Linked DNA regions of Homo sapiens: region 2 is linked to region 1. The links are chromatin loops, found by intact Hi-C in ENCODE. Cell type or tissue: endothelial cell of umbilical vein. All regions are shown on one strand.

Region 1 (8,000 bases):
GCTGAATTATCTAGATGGTCTGCTCACTTGGCCTGTATTCAGTGGATTGTTGTTGCAAGTTTCTTTTTAACTTATGCAGATTCTTTTTAACTTATGCCTGGACAACTGGAATCTGAAATCTGAGGCCAAGAGTTGCAGCAATAACAAACAAACATCGCTGTCACTATTCCACATTTTCCCCCAGGGGCTCCACATAGTCTAGTGTCTCAGTGGGTGAAATATGCTGCTCCTTCCTTTGTGATCAAATACCATTTTATGACACTAAGGCTCAGCCCTTGACCACTCAGCCAGCACTCACTGTGGGCCTCCTATGCAGTAGGCACTGTGCTGGGGCTTTTGATGCAAAGATAATGAAGACCATGTTTCTGCCCCAGAGCTCTTAGTCTGGTTGGGGAGCAGACACTTCGATTAAGGTTACAATATGATGGGTTCAGAGCTGTCAGAGTGTTCTGAAAACAGGTGGATCAGCAAAGGCATCAGAAAAGGTTGCACAGAGGAGATGACATCATGCTTGATATTATAGGATGCTCAAGAGTTCTCTAAACGAAGCATGAAAAGCGATTTCCAGTCTCTTACATACCTTACAGTGTATGCAAATACAAAAGGCAGAACAGAATGCGATATGTTCAGAAGCCATGGGCAGTATGATGGCTAGAGTGCTGCTGTGTTAGGGAAGTGGGAGAGGAAGGTTGGGAAGGGAAGAGTCAACTCGTGAATGGCCATGGGTGCCATTATACATCTTTTGAGGATGGATTGAGATAATTAAGTAAACACCTGAGAAACATTGCTAGTAGCCTATGGGTTTGTGGTCCTCTCTACATCACGGGTTTAGGGATCAACATGTTATTTTTACTTCTTGGTATTTCTTGTGTTTCACATGGGGCTAAAAATGTAAAATTGAATGGAAATATACTTTTTAATCGTTCTTTCTAGCTGATGGATGAAGTGAGCAAGAGAATAAGTATGGGGGGAACTGACCTTAATGGTTAGTCCACATTCCAGAGAGGAGGCACAGAAGGATGGTGGGTAGATGAATGCCAGAATGATGTGTTAGCTAAAGAATGTGGAAGAGAAGAAAAAAGATCATGGAAACACACAGAGGCAGGACTGCTGGCTGCACGCTGGACTTGAGCAGAAAGAGTGCATTGAGGAATGAGATTTGCCAGTTTGTGGATCCCCTTGGCTAGTTAGAGGCGCAGGCAGCCTAACATTGAAGATGGGTGCTAACCAGAAGAGGAAACAGCACTGGAGCAGGTGAGCACAAAAACCTAGGGACATTTTGCTGATGATGTCTTTCTTGTTCTCAAGAGGAAGCTAAGTTATACTGGCTTTAGGGAAACCAAGGTTACAAGTGAAACAATTCTACTCAGAAGATGTTGGAAATGTTTTACAAGGCTCTGGCACTGAGTACCCTTCCATTTAAGAGTAGAGAATATCATCAGATCTACCTGTATGTTCCACACTTTGGCCTGTTCTCTTCAGGAACTGGTGGAGGCTGGCAGGACAAGCTCAATGATGAAGCAAAACCCCGATTGTTCAGCAAGAAATAGACAGTGTTATTTCCATGACTGCGGATATGTAAGTCTCAAGTCTAAGGCTGGCCCACTGAACAGTCTCTCATTGCTGAGAGTGTTCTGACTCACGGTGGAATTCAGGCCATCAGGAATGTAGGAGTCAATTCCTGAGAAATGGGTTAGAGAGTAGACTAGATGACGTCCAAAACCTCTCCAACTGTAAGATTCTCTGAATATTATCTCTTAGCAACAATCTATTTATTTTGGATGACACATTCCTAGGGAGTAGGTGATGCATTCTATTTGCTCTTTGCCAGCAAATTTTCTTGTAGGTGCCTGGCAAATTCTTTTGGTTGTTGAGGGTGTTGTTAGTCGTGGCAGTAATTATGTTCTTATGATGATGATGGTGATGATAACTAGCATTTGTGTAAAGCTTCATAAGTTGCAGAGTGGCTTTCACAAGCACTACCTCATTTCATCAGCAGAAGTAATGAGAAGTGGGCATTATTGCTGTCATACCCCCAGAGAGGTTACTTTGCTTGACTAAAGTCATTTTCAGTCTGGTTCACTTATTCATGTGCCTTGATGTTCCTCAAGATGCTGGTACATCCAGCTGTTCCACATCAACACTAAAAAATGCAGGAGAGTATCCTAAGCTGTGGTGTCATAAGACAGGTCATAGTCTTATAATTTGTGGCAATCCCCAGTGTCTAGGACTGGAAAAGGATTTTAGGGAGTTTCCTATGAAAATCATGCATCCGAATCCCAGGTCTGACCTTCGAACAAGGAGGCAGCATTGTAGTTCAATTTCTTTTTTATTCCAGACTCTTTCTGAGTCAGTTTCTTTATCTTTCTGGCATTCAGTTTTACCTCGGGGTACAAAGTTTCCAGAGGAAATAACAGGCCAGGCTTTGGGGCTGAAGAGTAATTAAGGACATACTGCTTGAGTAGCTCCTTTTGTGGCTGTTCTGACAAATAATAATAATAATAATAATAAAAAGGAAGGAAGCAAAGGCAGGGACTTTGCTTCTCTTAATTGGTTGATTAAAATCCAAGTCTTTTATCACCCCTGGTGTCTAGCACACTATTGGGCACATAGAAGGCTGTGAATAAGTGTGGAAATATTGGAATGGAATGAGGGGTAATGAGAGGAGAAGCCAGCAGTGCTTGTAATATCAGCACATGGAGAGATGCTGAGAGGGCCCCTGGCAGGAGGCAGAAGAAGAACCTGACTAAGTGAAGTGTGGACGTGCCCTGCAGGAAGTTGTTCCTTTCTGGAAGGCTTTGAATGCCCTTTGGGTCACCAGAGACAACGCCAAGAGAAACAGCCTCTGCCAAGCCACCCACTGCTCAGCTTCAACAGGAAACCATCGCGTCCTTCTGTTCTTTAATGCATGTCAGTGCCCATTTCTGTCAGTCACCTGCAAATGTCACAGGTGACTCGGCTCTGGTGCAGTGTGACAGTCCACCTGTCACCCTTGGCAATGCTGGGAGCAATGACAGCTTCAGAGTAACACTGGGGCCCGGTTGGTTCATTGCACAGGAAGCTTAGCACGTTCATCCGGGAGTGGCAGGAGGAGTGATTCCCACCCTTCCCTGCCTCACTGACCTTGTGGCAAAGAAAGCAAAACCACCACTTAATCCCTCAGTGGTTGCGTTCCCTAAATCCTAGGACCTGCACTTTTTCTGCGTCTTGCTAGAGGACGCTGGGGTCCACCCCACATTCACAAGGAGTTCTGTTTCTTCAGGGAGATGCCCTCTGAAGCCTTTTTCTTACATAGGAAGCTGCACCTGAGTGAGGGGCAACTGCGGAGGCAGAGAGGAGCTGTTCTTCTGAAGCCGCACCAAGAGCTGGGGCACTATTTTGGGCCCTGACGCCAGGTGAAGGCTGCAGTGCCTCAGTCAGCCTGATGGTGGCAGCAGCAGCGCTTGCAAAGCCCTGAACCTGCCCAGAGAGAGCAGAGCCCGGGAGGTCCCTTAGGACGGGGAAGGGGAAAGCCTAGTGGCTGCCGGGAGCTGGGAAGGGACGGGAGGGATGGGGGGCTCTCCTCCTCGCCTCTGGGTGGTGAGGGCAACGTTACAGATGGCGGCGGCTCTCGCAGGAGGCGGGTTCCTCTCTCCTGATTCTGCAGGGTGTGAGGGTGGAGTGTTTGAGGGGATCCGGATGAAGGGTGGCAGCAGCTAAGGGGGTACAATTGCAAATGCTCAGAGGGGCTTGAGAGAGCTTCAAAGAGAGGGAGCGAGGAAGCTCAGCCCACCACACGGGTTTCCCTGCCACAGGGATGATGTTTCTCTCCTGTATGTGAAGGTGAGTCCTCCCCAGCAGGGGGACCGCCAGCCCAGAGCCCCTACCTCTCCCTAGAGCCGCCTCCAGGCCTGTGCCCCCTGCCCCGCTCCAGGCGTTTTCCCTTCCACAAGGAGTGATTCCACCCTTCCAGGGTCAGGGAGCCAATATTTCTGTTGTCATTCCCCGCAAATGCTGAAAAAACAAAACAAACAGATGCTAAAATGAGGCTTCATTATTCCTGATCTCCTGGGCAGGCTGTGGAGGTGCTACTCTGTTTTCACCTCTGGATGGTATTACTAATTTCCAACAACACCATTATAAAAAACCACCACGGGCCATGGCTGTTTGAACATCCTTCCAGGCAAGATAACTGGATCCTGGCCACAGGCCCTGGAAACAATGGCCTTCATGCTGCAGGAGAGACACCGGGGGAACCCTGTTGGCCCTAAGACTTCGTTCCCCTGTTGGCCCTAAGACTTCGTCATGCCTTTCTTTACCTCCAAGGGGATGGCGGCTCACCTTTTTTGCCACTTGATAATTGTGACGAGATGTGTCTGAGATCCCGAGTTGATCCACAGGCAGCGTGAACTAAGATAGCGGGAATAGAATGAAGGAAAGGTGCAGCCACCATGGGAACAATCCACTCCCTTGTCTGGTCTGCAGCCTGAGTGGTTGGTAGAGCTGGCGGTTTATGTTACCTTTGGCCTTTCATTCAGTTTTTCTGAAGTTGCTGGAGGGATTTTCTATACGGTGTGCTGAGACCCCAGCAGCTTCCCTCAGCTGACTCACCATCAGAGTCCCTTGCCGCTCTCTCTGCATCAGGGTGAGCTGCCACTGCCCCCTTCGTCCCCACAGTGCCAGCCTTTCTGGGCAGTGGAGTTGGGCTGAAGGCAGGATTGCTGTCTTCATTTTACTGATAGTTCTACTAGCAAATTCCAGGTGACTTCTTCAGCATCTCTTGTAGAAAAGAAAACTTTTTGCATAAGTTTTGCAAAACCTTACTTCAAACTGCAGAGTTGATGCTACAAGGGTAGAAGAGGAAACATAGAGCTGCATAGTTTGAGAATTTACTGAAAATAATGGGGACTGAGCTCCTCCTCAAATTAAAAGATGTTATACCAACGAGGTGTTTGACCTTGGCCCTGCTGTCCCCCGACCCCTTGATTTGGCCACTTTTTCCCTTTCTCCTTTCACCAAGAGCTGCGTTAGTGTTTTGGGATACCTTAATAGAAAGCTGAACTGAGGAGGGAGGAGAGTGGTGAGAAAAAAAAATCAAAACCTGTAATGGTTTCAGTGTGCTGGCCTCAGCATGTTTCTCTACCCCCGAAGCCTTGTGATTGCTGAATGGGGACCAGCCACGGGGAGATGGTACTGAGGCCTGTGGCCAGGCCCACTGCTGAGTTTTGCATGCATTCCCTTATTCCATCCCCTAGCAATCTAATAAAGTAGGGATCCTTAGACCCATTTGCCGATGAAAACTACTGAGGCTTAGACAGATTCGGTAACTTGCCTGAAGGTCATTCGACTGGAGAGTCAAAGACCTGCCAATCAAACACCCTTGTGCAGACCCCTTACAGCCCTTGCTGCTGCTCCATTCAGGAGCCACCTCCAGGCCTATGCCCACCTGTGCCCTCGACACGGCTGTGGAGGCACCAGTATTTCTGAAATTCTTTTTTCTGAAATTCTTCAGGAAGGATTTCAGAAATACTGGTGTCCCGACAGCCGTGTGACCATCAGCAAGCCACAGAAACCCCTGCCCTGGCCGGTGGGTCCCCTCCTTCATAGCTTGTAGGATTTGGGACGGAGAGCTGATAAAAATGGAAGAAAACCTCTTCCCCCAAACAAAAGCTGAGTAAGAATTTGAGAAGCTTTCCTCCATGGCTAGCGACTGCTCTCTGCCTCCACAACCCACTTCCAGTATAGCTTAACATTTTGAAAGCCAAATGCTGATTTCTTTAAAAGAATTCATCATCACCCAGCTTCCCTTCAGTGGATTAAGAAATAAATAAATAAATCCCATTCTGCTTAGGGAGAGTTGAGCCTTGTGGTAGCTGTGTGCTGGAAGAATGGAGCTACTCTACATAAAAAGACTTTCCAGAACTTCAAAACCCTCCTTTTCTGTCAAGTCTAGAATAGTAAAAATATCAGGAGATTACGTGTTTCTGAAATGATTAATAATGGTTATTAGGGGGAAATAAAAAGACTCTTAGAATGTAGGAGAGCCTGAGTGTCATAGAGCCTATGATTCTTTTCACTTTGGTCTCGGCTGGTACAACTTACCTTGTGTCAGAAATCATTTTAGAAGATGGCACATGTCTACCCAGGCCATGCTTAAAATTGTAATATTGGTTTAAGATAGACACTTATGATAAACTAGCAAAACATGAAAGTTCTTTGACGTTTTCAAAGCTCCTTTAGATCGAATCAGAGCAATACAGAGGAGGAATGCAAGGAAGATAGATCTCTGCATAGAATACTTCAAATGCCTTCTTTTTACTTCAGTGGGACATGCCGTCATATCAACAGAGCCTTGGCAGCTGATGCCTGGGTTCCAAATCCATATCAATGCTCCTTTCTCTGGGCATGAGCTTTGTTTTGGGTGTTCTCTTCATCAGATTGGGACAGAGGTTTTTGCAGAGAGAAATCCATACTTTACAGGTGAAAACAGCTGAATACTGGAACTGGTCAGAATCAAGACATACCAACCAGAAAATCTGAACACTTACCTCTCCTGTTTGTCTGTGAAAATAACAGGAAATCTACCTTTCACTCTTATTATCAACAGATATTCTAAGATCCATGCCATTGTATTCATGCCAAGGAAAGTTTGAAAATACATAGACGGTTGTATTTTTTAGTTAAATTGTCTTAGTCTTGTTCATTGTTGACTTTATGCGTACTATAGACTCTGCTAGATTTGCTCACTCACAATTGCAATGGAAAAGGAATCTTTGTGGGTCAGTGTATCCCCTTAATTCTAGGTGTAGACTCCCTTTGCGTGTTCCTGACAGGTAATTATCTCACATATCAAGGAAGTATTAGGGTCTTTCTATGGTTCCTGGGTTATCTGAGTTCGTAGATTCTCTATCACCGTGGTTCTTCAAGTGTGGTCTGCAGGTCAACTTGGAGATTGTTAGAAATCCCCATTTTTGGACCCCAGTCCAGACCTTCTACATCAGAAGGGTTTTGACCAGCAGCCTGTGTTATACCGAGCCCACCAGCTGCTCCTGAGGCCTGCTCAGCTTGGAGCACAGGTGCCATCAAGGCTGAGTCTTGCTTCCTTATGGTGTCCCCTCATTTTCACCTCCATGTGGACACTGCTGATAGTAAGTCTACAAGGGAGTCGAAAGTCACTTTCTAACCAGAGAATTTAAGGTGACTCGTGGGAGCTGCCTCTCATGTTTTCATGTTACATCAGGAATCGGGATCTGTCCTGGGCATAAGAAGCCAAACTTACGATAAGGTCATACCTATGATGTGGAACACAGCAGCTATGCCAATCCGTCACTGACATCATTGCCTTCCTCTCACAACTGGAAAGAAATCAAGAGTGCTTCCTTTCAGCAGGGCTTTCCTCCCTGTCCCACCCCAGTGGAACCCAGGGAAGCAATGTCATAATCTATGTTGACAGGGAAGAATGTCTCTAAGAGTAGCCATAGATTTTCTTCTACCTGCACTTTAGAAAGTTGATTTTAAAGTCAATGCTGTACACCAGAGATGCTCTTGTCCATAAAGGATAGATTTTCTGTTTTGTACAGTGAAGAGATTCAGAATGTATATAATAATGCACCCCGAGAATTCTTGCTCTGTATTTTTAAAAAAATATTCAAGGTCAATACAACCACAAGTATTGATATTCACTTCATTGTGAACTGGGATCTGCTAGCTGCTTATTGTCATTTTATTTTTCAATTCATAAAAAAAAATGTTCTCATCACTAGGCATCTGGGCCTCTTTTTTCAACCCAACTCACCAATGGGAAACCAAATGCATGAGCTGATGAACCCAGCAACCAAGAGGGGCTTGGGGGGAGCCAGCCACAGATTTAAAGGCCCCCTCATCCCACAGTGGATGCCGTGTACACCCTGTGTGCATCCCCAGGTGGCTGAGTACTGTAGTGATGGTAGAGGAAGGGGGAAAGGCACAGGTGGTGGATTGTACAGGCCAGAGAGGAGAGACAGAGAAACAGAAAGACTAAG
Region 2 (8,000 bases), 550 kb after region 1:
TTTGTTTGTTAGCTTTGAAGGGGTCTCAGCCCTGAGAGTGGTGGGTGATGAATTTTATCCTGGCCAGGAAAAAAAGCATCAGAGGTCACTAGGTGGCCAACGTGTCCACCCTTTCATCCACTCACCATGGCCTTGGCCCGTGAGAATTTTTTGTTGGTTTTTTGCTTTTTGAGATGGAGTCTCGCTCTGTTGTCCAGACTGGAATGCAGTGGCACGATCTCAGCTCACTGCAACCTCACCTTCCTGAGTAGCTGGGACTACAGGCACGTGCCACTACGCCCAGCTAATTTTTGTATTTTTAGTAGAGACAGGGTTTCACCATTGTTGGTCTCCAACTCCTAACCTCAAGTGAGCCACCTGCCTCGGCCTCCCAAAGTGCTGGGATTATAGGCGTGAGCCACCTCTCCTGGCCCCATGAGAATTTAAGAGAGCATCTCTGCAGCTCCTGATCAGCCTCTTCCCAATGCGTGTGAGTCACCCAGCCAGGGAGCCCTGTCACCGTCTCCACGAGGCCACGTGTTCAGGGGCCCCCTTGAGGGCAGGGGGCATGTCTTATTATATATAATAAAAATAATTGCAGCAGGGGAGTATTTTCACGGTGGGAGTTAGTAGATGAATGACTGTTACATGAAATATGTAGGGACAAGGGCATCACACCAGGCCTGAATGATGGGGTGTAGACAGTCATGGAGAAGCTGAGACCTGGCTCAGGCCAGACCCAAGAAGGTTGTGGCACCAGGACGCAAATGCGGACGTCCCTGCCCTATCTGGTGCTTTGGCCACAGGCAAAAAGCAAAGCTGCCAGTTCGATTCCTCTGCCGTTTCCGAATGCTCCCCCCTCACCTCTGTCATGCCCACTGCCCTTTGGGAGGCCCCTGTTCCCACCATAGCCTGACTCAGATCAAAACCCCAAAGCTCTGGGACCCTGCAGGAACTGAACCACCAACATTTGCAGGACATCTGGGTCCTGGCCCCAGAGCAGGGCCCTCCTGAGGTCTCCAAATTAGCTCGTGGGCTTCAGCTTCCTCTCTACCCAGAAAGCCACCTGCTGATGGCCTCATCTATTCTCCCCTTCGCTAGAAAACCAAAACCAGCTTGGTGTCTCCTCAGCCATACCTCTCTACTGTCTCCATTCACCAGCTCCCCCCACACTGCCCCGCATTTCCATTCCTCTCCCCCCACCCCAGAGTCGTGGCAGCCCCCAAGGGAGGCTGAGTCTACCCAGACCCCAGCACGTTCACAGCCACCTGTCCTGGCAGAGCCCTGAGTCGGAGCCCTCCTGCCTTTCCTGAGTGTCCCCAGGATGCCACCAATAAATTGGCACTGCAGGGCTAAAAATAACAGCATCTGATCGCGCCTCCGTATATCCATGGCAACACAGGCTGCAGCCTTTTCCTTTCAGCGCAGGTGTCTGACACTCGGCTCAGAGCTCCAGGCCCCAGTGAAATCAGCGGCCCTCCACACAGCCCGCGCCAGCCAGGGCACTCGGAAGTCAGGCTGTCTGTGCCTGCAGCCGGCTCTGCTCTGCTGGCCCTATGACCAGCCAGCCCGGGACCCTCACACTCACTCATGCACTCCAGGGCCCCCAAGCCTGGAGCATCAAATGAGCATTGGCGTTTCTGGGGAAAAGCAGGTGGATAAAGGAGGAGCTGACATCTGCTGTCACTTTAGACGTTCAGACATTTCCAAGGGAGATTTAAAGAGATTTCTTGAGGAGAGAATGCCCCCTGGGGAACACAGGCCGGGAGGGACATTTCTCTTGGACGGGGAGGGCACTGAAACCCGGGCCCTGGCGCTGACCAAGGTTGAATCTGCACTCTCCAGGTCTCTTTCTCTCCCCTCCTCTGCCTCCACCCCTGCCAGCACAAGCTCCCCGAGGCTTCCAGGCAGAGAAAAGCTGGAGGGATTGGAGGGAAGCAAAGAAGCTGCTTGTTTATTTCTTGACTAGGGTGGCCTCACACACCTGGAGGCAGGTGGATGAGTTCAGTGGCCCCGGAGGGGAGCGCACCAGACCTGCCAGGGGGCGAACTGTCTGCCCCTGCTTCTGCAGAGCAGGCAGAGGGAGGGGGGACGCCCAGTGGATGGGACCTGGGCATGGGCTGGAGGGAGCTGGTGATATGAAAGCATTCAAATGAGATCAGGTTTTTATCGCGACAAATCCCAGCCTTGGACAACTGCTGGCCAGCGCAGCAGTCCTTTGGGAAAGAAATTGGCACACACCTCAACCGATTTGGCTCAAATCAGGTATCTGCAGGAAGGGGAGAGAAATCTTACTAACCCTCACCCCATTTCCCTTTATCCTGGTTTTCATTTTCTTTTAAGAAGCAGATGCATTTGATGATGGCTTTTAGAATCATGAAAACCCCTCAGGGAATTCCTAGCTCCTGGGAAGCACAAGGAAAAGGTTTTGTGTGTGTGTGTGTGTGTGTGTGTGTGTGTGTGTGTGTGTTTTGTGTGTCTGTGCATGTTGGGTTTTTTGTTTTTTTTTTGTTTTTTTTTTTTGAGCTGGAGTCTCGCTCTGTCGCCCAGGCTGGAGTGCAGTGGCGCAATCTCGGCTCACTGCAACCTCCACCTCCCAGGTTCAAGCAATTCTCCTGCCTCAGCCTCCCAAGTAGGGAGGCTAAATAATAAATACTAAAAATTTTTGTATTTTTAGTACAGACGGGGTTTCACCATATTGGCCAGGCTGGTCTTGAACTCCTGACCTTGTGATCCACCCTCCTCAGCCTCCCAAAGTGCTAGGTTTCTAGGTGTGAGCCACCGCACCTGACCAGAAAAGGTTTTATATTATCATCACGTTTTAGTCCAGCAATAAAACAAAGCACCATCCGGTTCCTAAAACATCAATCTCCTCATCTCTTTGGGTCCTAGACCTGTTGGAGCTGAAGGATTTTTAGGAAGGAGGGCAGCGCTCAGCCCATTCTTAAAGCCATGGAGGGTCCCCCACGCCCACCTCACGCTGCCCCGAGCCCTTTTGCCTTCTCAAACTCAACAGAAGTCACTGGAGTGTCTACAGTACCTTTTCTCCCTTGGCTGAGAGCTACTCATAGAAATGCAAATCTGCTTTAATTAAGGTGGCTAATAAACAGCAATTATGTTTGCAGCAATTTTTGTTTTGTTCCTGCATAATTCTGTGTGTTCTCCAGATGCGTTGCTCCCGGCTGTCTTTCCTCTGGTATCTGCCATCTAAGTCCCAACTGTGACCCCAGGGATTGGAAAGGGAGCATGACAGTTTCCGTCCCTACTCCCATCCTTCAACCACCCAGCCCAGCCAGGAAGCCAGCAGAGCCCAGGCTAAGCTAGCTGCTCCTTCTTTTGTCTTTCACGGCCAGGCAGGCGTCACAGGGGAAAGACTTGGGTTAGGTAACAGGCGGAACTGGACAGGAGGCGCTGGGGAACAGGCTCCCCTCCACCAGGTGAACTCTCTTGGCTGTGCAATGTGGTGAATGAGACAGGCGCTCTCAGAACCTGACACCCATAAACATGTGCCACACTCTGTGATATGATAATATTGGGGTCAGTTTGGGAGCCATGGCCTCACTTGGGCAGTCTGGGTATGGACGTGGAGGCAGACAAGATGATGAACTGCAGGACCTCCTGAGACACAGGTGGGAGGAGGGCTGTGAACACGGCCAGCGCATGCATTCCCCCTGTCCGGGGTGATTCCCGCCCTAAGGAGAGGGACAGCAACCATTTCTTCCCGTTGGCCCGTCTGGCCGAGCAGCTCCCATTTGTTAGGCAAGGGCGCCCTCTACTGGATATCTGAGGAATGGCTCGCAGGGGTGCCGCTGGCTGAGGCGGGGGAGTCTTCCTTCATCTAGACACCTCCCCACCCCCTCTGCAGGCTTACCACCTCCTCCCTAAAGCTTTCCCCGTCCGCCAGATAGAATTATTCTCTCTCCTCTGAAGTCGGTTAGCACTTTATCTGCACCGCTCCTGTGGTACTAACACTCACCACCTTTTATTACAGTTATTTGTATCTTCTGGGGGTTCTGACTTAGAAGCATTCGCTCATGATCCCTTGAGAGGTTTATGACTGAATGCCTAATTTATCTCTGAGTCCTCTACCTTGCACTTTACCTTGCACATACAGGCCTTCGGCAAATGTTTGCTGAATGCTTGGATTAATGAATACACTTCTGAACCCACCCAAGAGGGCGCCAGCAGGGACGTGCCCTTCCCGGGTGCCTAATGGGACGCTGTTTCTCAACAGGACCCCCCATCATCTCCAGCACCCAGACCCAGCACGCCCTCCACGGCGAGAAGGGCCAGATCAAGTGCTTCATCCGGAGCACGCCGCCGCCGGACCGCATCGTGAGTGCTCCAGGGACGGCGGGCGGGGGCCGGGCCAGCAGCCCAACAGTCACTTTTGCCAATACCTGGGTGGCCAGCCAGGCGGTGCACACCTCCGAGGTTCCTCTTTCTTGCTGAGGAAAATTATACCTGCCTTGGCTGTCTTGGAAAAGCATCGTGAAGACACAATTGCAGGCCTTTCTCAGAACAGGCAGTGCTCTCCCAGGGTTCAGCTGCCATTCTGCTGAGCTCTGACATGAACGGCTCTGACCAAATTCCGCATCCTAAGGGCAGAGGGGCACACGAGGGTAGTGGAGAGAAAAGACAAGTGACTTCTTCTCTTCCTGGGCTCCAGGCCAGTCTTTAGCAAAATCTTAGAGCGCAGGTAATAGTTGGCAACCCCTTTCTGTGCCTCCTGGAGCCCTCCTTGCCAGGTCTCTGTGGCCTTTACTGTCCATGGTAGCCTGCCCTGTTGCCTATCAATCGTCCCCTCTAAAGTGACCATTCCATTCTCTCTCCCTTCCTCAAAGAACTTATCCCTGCAATGCAGCTAAGGCAACTGAGGAGTCCACCCTCAGCGCCTCCTACCAGCTATCTGCTTGGTTTTTTTGTTTGTGTGTTTTTTGGGTTTGTTTGTTTGTGTTTGTTTTTTGAGATGGAGTCTCGCTCTATCACCCAGGCTGGAGTGCAGTGACACAATCTCGGCTCACTGCAACCTCCACCTCCCAGTTCAAGCAATTCTCATGCCTCAGCGCCTCTTGAGTAGCTGGGATTACAGGCATCTGCCACCACACCTCGCTAATTTTTGTATTTTCAGTAGAGATGGGGTCTCACCATGTTGGTCAGGCTGGTCTCAAACTCCTGGGCTCAATCGATCCTCCTACCCCAGCCTCCCAAAGTGCTGGGATTACAGGCGTGAGCCACCATGCCCAGCCAGTATCTGCATTTTTTTAAAGGGAGGGTCTTACTGAGCAGGAGCCTCATGTCTGTAATCCCAGCACTTTGGAAGGCTGAGGTGGGAAGATCGACTGAGCCCAGGAGTTTGAGACCAGCCTGGGCAACATAGTGAGACCCTGTCTCTACAACAACAACAAAAAAATTAAGGTGAGGGCAGAGTCTTTTTTTCCCTCTTTCTTTTTTGAGACAGAGTCTCTCTCTATCACCCAGGCTGGGTGCAATGGTGCAATCTTGGCTCACTGCAACCTCCACTTCCTGGGTTCAAGCAATTCTCCTGCCTCAACCTTCCAAGTAACTGGGATTACAGGCACCTGCCACCACACCCAGCTAATTTTTTTGTATTTTTAGTAGATAAGGTTTCACCATGTTGGCCAAGCTGGTCTCAAACTCCTGACCTCAGGTGATCCAGGGGCAGAGTCTTGTACTCAAATCCATCTAAAACTGGAGGGATCTCAGGCATGAAAACAAAGAAAAGTGAGCATTTTATAGCACTACTCGGGGAAAACTTATTTGTAGTAATTCCCAGTGTATGGCAAAATCCTGCTAGAAGACTGTCCAGGGGTGGAGTGGGCAGGGCAGTTGTGCAGGGAGGGTGGGGCTGGCCCAGATGTGAAGCAGCTGAGGTCACCCCTAACCCGTGCATGCGGGGGCTGAGACACCCAGGCTGCACCAACTGAAACTGTCATCCTGTTAACTAAGATATTATTAGAGTATTATTGCTGCTACACGCTTTCTCAAGCATTCAGTTCATTCACTGTCTGAAAGATTCACAAAAAAATTGCAAGAACTCATGAATAAAACTAATACCTACGCCTCCCCATTCACTTTGCTTTTTGATGTTTTTAATTATAAATGTAACACATGCTCATTGTCAAATATTCCATTCACTCTTGGACATTTTCACACCTTCTCTCCAGAAATATCTGATTCTAGGCCAGCGGTTCTCACTGGCCCCAGGGGACATTTGGCAGTGCCTGGAGACATTTTGGTTGTCATCACTTGGAGGATACTCCTGGCACCGGGTGTGTAGAGGCCAGGGTGCTGCTGACATCCTGCAATGCCTGGGAGAGCCCCACGGCCAGGAATGGGTCAGTCCAGCGTGACAATAGCAGCAAGCTTGAGAAACTCAGTCCCTCTCATCAGCCCCGAACCAGGATATACGAGGCGCTTACACGATGAGGTGCAGACAGTGTATGTGGCCGGCTCTGAAAACTGTTAACCAGCAGCCCTGTAAACTAAGGCAGACGAAGGTGATCGCAAACACAGCTCTGTAGACACATTTCTCACACAGACATACAACATCACACAGGTAGACGCGTTCATGGGGCTGCTGTCCTAACTCACACCCACCCAGGCAGCCACAGTCCCGGGGGGCATTTGTGTGGAGGCGCAGTGCGCAGGCCAACAGGGCACCCACTTTGCCCAGAAAGATGCTCCCCAGGCCCCTTTCTGGGATGGAAAGACCCTCTGAGGATGCCCCAGAGTATGTGTGTGTACATGTGTTTGTGGATTGTGTACATGTGTGGTGTGGGTGTGTTACCGTGTACATGTGTCATGGCATGTGTGAACATGTGTATCTGTTGGTAGTGTGTGTACTTGTGTGTGTGAGCACATGGTGTGTGTGTATGTCATAGTGTGTGTACCTGTAAGTACACATGATGGTGTGTATGGCGAATGTGTGTATGTGTTGCAGTGTGTGTTGTGGTATGTACATGTGTGTAAGCATGCTTGTATTGTGTGTTGTATTGTGGCATATGGTGCGTGCATCTTGGTGTGTGTGTGCATGTGTACATGTATTTCGGGGAGTGGCTGTGTGTTGCGTGTAGATGTGGTGTCGTGTCTGCCATGTGTATGTACATGTCTGTATCATGTTTTTAGTGTGAAGTGTGATGTGCATGTACTGTGATGTGTGTATGCATGTTGTGACATGTGCACATATGTGCAGGCATGTGTGCACTGTGATGTGTTGTGTGCTTTGGTGTGTGCATGTGTTGTGATGCATGTTTATGTGTGTTGTGGTACATGTACTTGCATATGCATGTTTGTAGTGTGGTGTGTGTGTACAAACCTGTGTGTATATACATTGGTATGTGTACGTGGTGATGTGTGTGTTATAGTGGGTGCACACTTGTGTGTGTGCAGAGCTGTGTGTACACATTTGTGGTGTGTGTAGTATGTATATAAACGTGTTGGCCATGTGTGGGGAGCTGTGTATAGACGTGTGATGTGTTTGTGTGTTGTGTGTGCACACGTGTACCTGCATGTGGGTGCCGTGTGGGATGCTGTGCATGCCCATGTGTGGTGATGCGTGTTGTGTGTGCACCTGCATGTGTGCATATTTGTGGTGTGTGGCATGTGTGCCTGCATACATACCCGTGTGCACATGTGTTAGTGTGTGGCAGTGAGCATGAACATGAGCAGGACAGTGGCACTGTGACTCTGGTGTGGGCGTGTCCTGGGCCCCTCTGGTGGGGTCTCCTCCTGATTCTGCGCCCCCGGGCAGGCCTGGTCCTGGAAGGAGAACGTTCTGGAGTCGGGCACATCGGGGCGCTATACGGTGGAGACCATCAGCACCGAGGAGGGCGTCATCTCCACCCTGACCATCAGCAACATCGTGCGGGCCGACTTCCAGACCATCTACAACTGCACGGCCTGGAACAGCTTCGGCTCCGACACTGAGATCATCCGGCTCAAGGAGCAAGGTGAGAGCTGCCAGGGCCATGAGGGAACAACGAACGATGGAACCAGAG

What was found. Hi-C counts contacts between places; a loop is a spot of excess contacts. Peaks named below come from ENCODE experiments on the same cell type or tissue, not always from the same donor. Only the 100,000 strongest peaks of a DNase experiment are listed, where the experiment ranks them.
Region 2: a loop joins it to region 1, with 21 times the contacts of the local background. A loop is called at or near these places in 75 of 110 quality-filtered maps.

The regions. Positions count from the first base shown.
Region 1 is chr11:126,985,983-126,993,982 of GRCh38, reverse strand. The region is part of intron 1 of KIRREL3 (kirre like nephrin family adhesion molecule 3); the gene reads left to right. It overlaps MIR3167 (microRNA 3167), which reads left to right and starts at 5,441; the gene lies at 5,441-5,525. It overlaps LOC105369558 (a long non-coding RNA gene), which reads right to left and starts at 1,552. Exons shown (of 2, transcript NR_188549.1): 1 at 1,449-1,552. In endothelial cell of umbilical vein, a CTCF peak has its summit at 3,415 (motif pointing right); no DNase peak of the experiment used is centred here.
Region 2 is chr11:126,436,763-126,444,762 of GRCh38, reverse strand. It overlaps KIRREL3 (kirre like nephrin family adhesion molecule 3), which reads left to right. Exons shown (of 17, transcript NM_032531.4): 11 at 4,214-4,314; 12 at 7,754-7,952. Among named protein-coding and RNA genes, the nearest start is that of ST3GAL4, 85 kb to the right of the region's middle. RefSeq lists enhancers at 1-109, 1,532-2,214, 7,274-8,000. In endothelial cell of umbilical vein, a CTCF peak has its summit at 3,757 (motif pointing left); a DNase peak (open chromatin) is centred at 3,752.